Linked DNA regions of Mus musculus: regions 1 and 2 are each linked to region 3. A link is a loop called in an ENCODE intact Hi-C map of the cell type or tissue named here. Cell type or tissue: left cerebral cortex. All regions are shown on one strand.

The links. A loop is a pair of places that touch in the nucleus more often than their neighbours do. Peaks named below come from ENCODE experiments on the same cell type or tissue, not always from the same donor. Only the 100,000 strongest peaks of a DNase experiment are listed, where the experiment ranks them.
Region 1: a loop joins it to region 3, with 2.2 times the contacts of the local background. A loop is called at or near these places in 3 of 42 quality-filtered maps.
Region 2: a loop joins it to region 3, with 2.8 times the contacts of the local background. A loop is called at or near these places in 4 of 42 quality-filtered maps.

What each region holds. Positions count from the first base shown.
Region 1 is chr16:96,689,041-96,691,540 of GRCm38, forward strand. The region is part of intron 16 of Dscam (DS cell adhesion molecule); the gene reads right to left. Among named protein-coding and RNA genes, the nearest start is that of Gm32509, 29 kb to the right of the region's middle. In left cerebral cortex, no CTCF peak of the experiment used is centred here; a DNase peak (open chromatin) is centred at 1,529; H3K27ac peaks cover 188 bases.
Region 2 is chr16:97,068,843-97,071,342 of GRCm38, forward strand. The region is part of intron 1 of Dscam (DS cell adhesion molecule); the gene reads right to left. Among named protein-coding and RNA genes, the nearest start is that of Dscam, 100 kb to the right of the region's middle. In left cerebral cortex, no CTCF peak of the experiment used is centred here; a DNase peak (open chromatin) is centred at 1,451.
Region 3 is chr16:97,164,957-97,167,456 of GRCm38, forward strand. The region is part of intron 1 of Dscam (DS cell adhesion molecule); the gene reads right to left. Among named protein-coding and RNA genes, the nearest start is that of Dscam, 4.5 kb to the right of the region's middle. In left cerebral cortex, a CTCF peak has its summit at 1,066 (motif pointing left); DNase peaks (open chromatin) are centred at 1,035 and 2,477; H3K4me3 peaks cover 1,662 bases.

The DNA of each region.
Region 1 (2,500 bases), 480 kb before region 3:
TCACCTCTACCAGCAGCAACATCATCTCAGCTCTCCTACACAGTCCATCTGAGAAACACCTGCTACACAAAAAATATTCTCCTCCATTCTACTCCCCAAACCCTACTCATTCTGGAGGGTAGTGCCTCAACACCTTTCCTCAGACTTACTCAGCAAGAAGCCCTCTGCATGCATGCTGCTTCATAGGAGCTGGCTGTGAGCCTGAGTACCAGGTCTTCTGGGAACATGGTCACTAACATGTCCTCCTCCTGTTCTGTCCACACCAAGGTTGCAACATGGCAGTCAGCAGGTATGGTGCTGGAGAAGTAGCTAAGAACTACATTCTGATCCCTAGGCTGAGAGAGAGGGAGACAAACACACACACACACACACACACACACACACACACACACACACAGAGAAACAGAGAGATATACAGAAATAGGAAGAGAGAGGTAGAGAGAGAAACAGATAGAGAGAGAGAGGGAGGGAGGGAGGGAGGGAGGGAGAGAGAGAGAGAGAGAGAGAGAGAGAGAGAGAGACTGGGCCTTGCACAGGATACTGACACCTCAAAGCTCACCCCCAGTGGCATACTTCCTTCCACAAAGCCACACCCACTCCAACAAAGCCACACTTCCTAATCCTTCTAAGTAGTGCAACTCCCTGATAACTAAGCATTCAAACATATAAGCCTACGGAGGCCATTCTTATTCAAACCACCACACCACTGGAGAGAAACTTATAGGTTTATGCAAAATCCCACCTGGCAAGCACTCCTCTTAAAACACATAAAAGAGTACTTAATGTGCCTGGGAACAGAACAAGCAAAGTAACTCTATGTCCAAGCTCAGGAGCCCTGCAAGTGAGCCCCTTTGCACCTGGAACCTGGTGTTACACACCCACACCTGTGATTTCATAAGTGAGTAATATCTCTTCTCCTTTTCTAGAATCCCTCTGAAGGAACTGTATACTCTGGGGCAGAGGTCACATTTGCCATTATGCTTGCTTCTTGTGAAAGGTTACTTGTTTACCCTATTTAATTATTCCTTTCCCTCCCTGCCACCCCCAGATCTAGTAATGGTCCTGATTTCCTGACATTCATTTCTCTCATTTGCTGTTCTCTGCAGACCTCCTCCCTATCCCTCTCCACCACCACCCCCCCCCCCCCCCCCCCCCGGCAGCTACCATTCCTTTTGGCCTCTCAATCCCTCTCAACCCCCATATCCTTAAGGGCCTCTCTTTGATCTCCATGACAACACTAGTACCATGTCAATCCATTAGAACGGCTTGCAAGTGACTGCATTTTTATATGCCTCTCTCCAATCTTCTTCATCCTTAAAGAAACAGAGTGACAGCAAAGAGGCCAGGATGTGGAAAGGCCCACAGCTCACTCCATCACCATGGATGCTGGTGACTTCCATGGGCAAGCCTTCCTAATGTCTATTCCATCTCTCTTCCCTCCACAGAAACCTTTACAGAATAGTCTTCTGGGGATGGAGGAATATAAATTAACATTTTCCTTTAGATTCCTGCAAATTCTCTTAAGATGCATGCAGTCCTCTGTCATCATTGGGTGGCAACTGTCTTACTCATTTTCTCCATGTTCCACGTGCACAACTGCTCCACAGTAAAGTGCTTCCTACATAAGCTGTGCATCAGGCTGGGCAAGCATGAGCCAGGTACCTCCTTGACACAAGGCTCTGGGCTCAAGGGACCCTGACAAGGATGTGGACAATACCACCTAGTGTGAGGCTTACACTGCTGAAGGTTAGCCCAGGGCACTGAGAGAGGGAAAGGGGGAAAAGAAAAGTTACCCAAAGAGTCAAGAGGACGGTCGGACAAGAGGTTGTTCACCTGAGCCTAGGGGTGACCCAACAGTGATGTGCAGTGGTACACAGCTGCAGAAAACCCAGGTGATCCAGGATACAAGAGCTCAGAAAGGGAGACTCCACACTGAGGAATTTGTGGGGATTCTGGGTTTCATGATGACAAGAAGATACAACCAGACTTTGGTGTTGGAAACTGACGTCAGATTCCCGGCAAGAGCAGCAAACTCTGCTAAAAAAAAAAATGGAGTCGTCTCTCCAGCCCCTGGCATTCCCCTTTTTATCCTTATTCAAAGGTGAAAATTCGAAGCAAATAGAGGCCAGTGGTGTGCAGCAGGGGTCTCTGGAGTCAGGCTTGCTTCATGTCTGTCGTCTATACCCAAGGAAGGGAAGATTCACAGGGCTAACTATGAGCCTCCCATCTACACCTGGGTAATGGGCAACCTTTAACTGAATTGGGGGGGGGGGGTGTCAGGCATTGACACATGGTGAACAGAAGCTCAAAAAGTTGAGATAAGCCACTCTGTTTCCCCTCTCAGGAATGTGGCTGAAGCTCATCCAGGTACAAATGGCAGTAGCATGGCTTATGTGGGGATCTGCTGACCTGGTGAGACGCTCCCCCCTCCCACACTGTTCTTTTTCAAAGTGAATAGATTGGCCACTGGATTTATTTTTATACAAATAAACTTTCCAAC
Region 2 (2,500 bases), 96 kb before region 3:
GGAACCATGCCCAGGAAATGGCACTGCTCAATTTTACTGTGGGTCTTCAGTGTTCAGTTAGTCTACTATATTCTAATTATTCAGCATGATTCCCTATAGGCCTGCCTCCCAGGGGATACCAATTCCTGTCAAGTTTGTAATGGACAGTTTGGTGGTTTGAATAAAAATGGCTCCTATAGCCCCTTGGGAAGTGGCATTATTAGGAGGTGTGTCCTTGTTGGAAGAAGTATGTCACTTCGGAGGCAGGCTTTGAAGTCTCAGATGCTCAAGCTAAGTCTAGTGTGGCAGTTCTTTTCCTGCTGCCTGAGGATCCAGATGTAGAACTCTCAGCTACCTCTCCAGCGCCATGTCTGCCTATATACTACCATGACGATGATCCATTAAACCTTTAAAACTGTAAGCCAGCCCCAATTAAGTGTTTTTCTTGTAAGAGTTGGGGTCATTGTGTCTCTTCACAGCAAAGGTGTAACAATGCGGAGACAGTGGGCTCATTAAGAGGTGGGACCTAATGGGATTGTCACTCTTGGACATATAATTCTTACAAGGCTGTAGTTAGTTATTATCAGAGACTGGGCCTTCAGTAGTCTAAGGTTTGATGTCATTCCACATGATCTCTCCCATATACACATATCTGGCATGATGTTATCTGAAACCACGTGTTATGGCCAGGGTATATAGGATGACAGAGACAGAACTTCAATAAACATCTCCAAAACTGTAGGTTAAATAAGCCTTTTTTTCTTCAAATACGACCTAGCCTCAAGAATTTTGTCATAGTAATGAAAATCAGACTAACTCAGATTCCTTGGAATTTGCAGATATTTAGGGGGGAAGTAAAGGTAGTGAAGAAAGTATGATGATATCAGAATCATGTGAGAAATTATGAATAAAGGGGACAGGCAGAAGTAAGGGCATGGGGACTCATGCCAGCATTATGATCATGTGGAGAAGACAGCTTCTTAATTATAAACATGAACGGGAGACTGTGGAGATCACTTGTATGAAAGTGTGTTCCCCAACATGGAAGAGAGGAAGAAAGAAAGAAAGAAAGAAAGAAAGAAAGAAAGAAAGAAAGAAAGAAAGAAAGAAAGAAAGAAAGAAAGAAAATAAGGAGGAAAGGAGGGACAGAGGGAGGGATGGAGGAAGGAAAAATTAATGAAGAAAGGAAGAAAAAGAAAGAGAGAGGAAGAAAGAGAAAGAAAGAAAGAAAGAAAGAAAGAAAGAAAGAAAGAAAGAAAGAAAGAAAGAAAGAAAACCATCACTTAGCAAAACAACAAGTAACCACAGAACAACACATGAGGTGGGGGTGCAGAGCGCTACACTGCCAGAACCCACCAGCATTCACTGAAGAGCTGAATAAACTATAGCAGGGTTTGGGATGCTCTCTCCATATAAGAGGGAAACCTACATGCAGTGCTAACACCCACAGAAGCAGTGTGGGACTGTGAGCCTATACTACCACAATAGAGCACTGGGGGTACTTGACAATCTGGCACCACTTCTGGCCTCTGCTTCCTGACTGTGGGTGCCATGTGCTGTCAGGTGTCCTTGCCACCACAATGGCGTGCGTTTTTTCTTAGCCTGTGACCCAGAATAGATGTTCCTCCTCCCCTAAGGTAGCTATGTGTTCAGAGCAATGAGACAAAAAAAAAAAAAAAAAAAAAAAACAGATTAATATACCTACCTGGAATACCATATCCCAGTACAAAACAGTCCAGGCTGGGAAAGAAGGTGTACCCCACCCCACCCCCCTGATGAGAGAAGCGTCTGGGAAAAAGATGAGTGTGCAAAGGCTGCGATGCATCTGAATGTGTTGGGAAGGGAACCAAGCTCAGATGGAGAAACCAGAGGGTGAATTAGTAACTCGCACTGTGAAACTAAGTAAACAAAGAAGCAACTGACTATTTTTCCTCCAGAAAGCACAATGCTGGAATAGAAAAATATCCTATTCATTGCCTATGGTTCCATGACAGCTAATGCTTACACAGTCAAAGTAATGTAACCGAAGTTCCCCATTTTGATTTACCTGCCATACTGTTGTCCTGTGGAAAGGACAGAGGAAGACAGTGTAACATTAAATGCCTACCTGAACCTGGAAGTTTGTTTCAGTGTAACTAGATAATTTAAGAGTCTGAGACCAATATTAGAGGGACAGGTACGGGGGTTGGGGGGTAGGTGGGATAGGGATAAGCCCGGAGAAATGACTCACTCGGTGGTAAAGAGTGTCTGCTGCTCTTCCTGAGGACTGGAGTTCAGATCCCAGCACCCACATCAGGAGGCCCACAATTGTAACTCCAATTTTGGAGAACCTGATGCTCTCTTTTAGCTTCCATGGGCACTTGTGGTGGCAGCATATGTGCACACATACACATACATACAAATAAAATTTATAAACGAAAGAAAGGGATCTAAATGAGTCACTGGTGGCTAAGTGCATTGGTGACTGTGTATCTACAGACTGTTTGGTTCCCCCTTTGATCAGAGGTAGGGAATCCTCAGA
Region 3 (2,500 bases):
ATGGTAGCATCTATTGAGACTGAATCACTTCTCAGGTAACCCTCAAATTGACAAGCTATAGATTTCCCTGAAGCCATCAGAGCACAAGGTTTTAGGAAGGATAATGGAGGCTGAACCTGGCCCTCTGAGCATCTGGGCAGAAGCTGTCTGGCCTTTGAACTAACTCAGGGATCTGCCCTTCCCATTGGCTCTTCATTCCTGCAGCCCAGGTGGAGAGCTTGCTGCCTGCAGAAGGCACTCTGATGCTCCCCTCAGAATTCATAGCAGCATCATACACCACAGGGCTGCCGGAATCTTCATTCTCGCCAAGCGTATAGCAAAGGAAATACAACTTTGAATTAGCTTAGGTTTTCAAAACATTAAGGAACGTGAATATAGTTGAGGTGTTGGGGGGGGGGGGGCAGACAGAGGTGAGCTGAGAATTTCTGCACCTAGATCCTCAGAATATGAAGAGTTAAAGCTGACCCAGAGGAACAGGTGCTGCCCGATTTGCCTGGTGTGGGTGTGGGGCGCGGCTCCAGACCCCCAGAGCCTTGCAGCCACAGCTGCAGGAGATTGACGGACTGCGGACAAGCAGCACGCCAGCATAGCCCCTGTCACCAGCAGCAGAGGAGAGGCCCCGCGGCTCCTGGAATGACATTGGAAGGTCAGCCAATCAGGCAAGGAGCTGCCCCCTCCAAGATGCACGCACCACCCCTGGGCTCTCTGGGCAGTGTGCAAGGGAGGAACCAATGCACCTCTCTGTGGACTATGGACTCCCGACACCACCCTTCCCTCTGTGCATCTTCCGGGATTGGAGACATTGCTGCAAGCTGCGTCCTTCTTTGTATAAATGAAAACAAAGGCTGCAGACCATCTCTGACCTGCCAAACCCTGAACATAATCGCTATGTGTAAAACTCCACCTCCAGAGCTATAGAGTCTGGGCGCAATGAACTTGAGGGACACTGGGGAGGCGGCGTCTCAGGAAAGCCCTATACAAGTGTGTGGAGCGTCCTCGGAGGCAGAGGTTTGCCTGCTCTGTTGAGAGCTTGCTGCATGAGTCTGGCGAGGTTTGCCGCCCACTAGTGTCCTATGGCGGGGACACAATTGGCATGCAGGTAGCAGCAGCTCCGTGTCTCCCAGGCTCACAGTGCCTGCCACCTAGGTCCAGCATGCACCTGAGTGCCATGGCCAAGAAAATGTATATCATATGCCTGGGTAGCCCCAGGGCACCTACCTAGCTTAGGTGAGCCTCACTAAAAAGCCAGATAAATGGGAGGGTTCATTCTAAAACGCCCCGAATGTCCAGCCTATTGCCATGTTAATTATGCTTAACCACATTCACAATCAAGACTTTGTAAATACAGGAAATGGGGAAAGCCATTACTTTATTTTAAAACAACAAAAGACATACATACACTCCCATTTCCCACAGTGCTCATAGATCTTAAGACAGCCCCTCCCCCTTGACATCAAGTTCCTATGGCACTGAGCTGACTCCTGCTGAGCCTTAGTCACCTTCCTTGTTTTCTCCAGACACATCCATGATAAAATATTTTGTCACCTATGTGGACATTCAGGCCTCAGGGATTTAAATGGGAAGATTTTATTTATTTATTTATTTATTTAGGCAAAAATTGCATCCCCCCCCCCCCCAGTAACACACTGTATGCATGGTGCAGAATATGCCCTGTGACTTGCTGAGTATCCCAGACAGCAGGAAACCTTTGGTGACACCCAAGTGGCAAGGAGGGTAGTGAAGGAGAGGAGGCAGATTGGCTGGCATTTATTAAAGGTCTGCCTGGCATTTTGTTTGCCTACAGAAGGCATCTTATAGGGGCATGCAGCTTCTGTGCAAAGCCTAGAAATTTTAGATGAACTCTGAAATTATCAGAAATAATCTCCATTCTCTATAAATATAAGGGAGAGAGATTTTTTTTTTGCTGATATATTTCTAAGGAAAATAAAATTTAAAATACTACTTTAAAGTCTTCAAGATGCACCAGTATTTATTAAAAAACAAAAACAAAAAACCAAAAAACCCTGCTTCTGTGACTGAATAAAATACCGGGTGTCAGGTCTGTAATGCCCTATCATGTGATCTGCAGAGTCCCAAAGGTGCTGCACACCCAGCTTGTCCTTGATAATCTCTCCACCGTCACTCCACCCTCTTCTACTACAGCTAATGAGCCTCCGGGAGCCTGAGAGCACAATGCAGTGAAGCTCAAGATTTCATGGCCAAAGAAAAGTCAATGTCAAAGGTGTGTGTAGAGCAGCGCCAGGATGCAGCCATCACACAGACCATATAAACCTGCAACCTGTCCCCCATTCTGCCTGTTAGGAGGCCATCTCTGCTTTTGTCAGGAGTGTTACACTAGAAAGGACTCACTGGGGTTAAAAATCAAGAGACCCTGTACAGAGAACTGCTGCAGCTGGGTGTGCATGCCGAGTACACAGGCAGCCGCGTGTGTCTGCACACACGTGTGCCTCTGAAGCTGTCCTGGGAATATTCCCAGGGT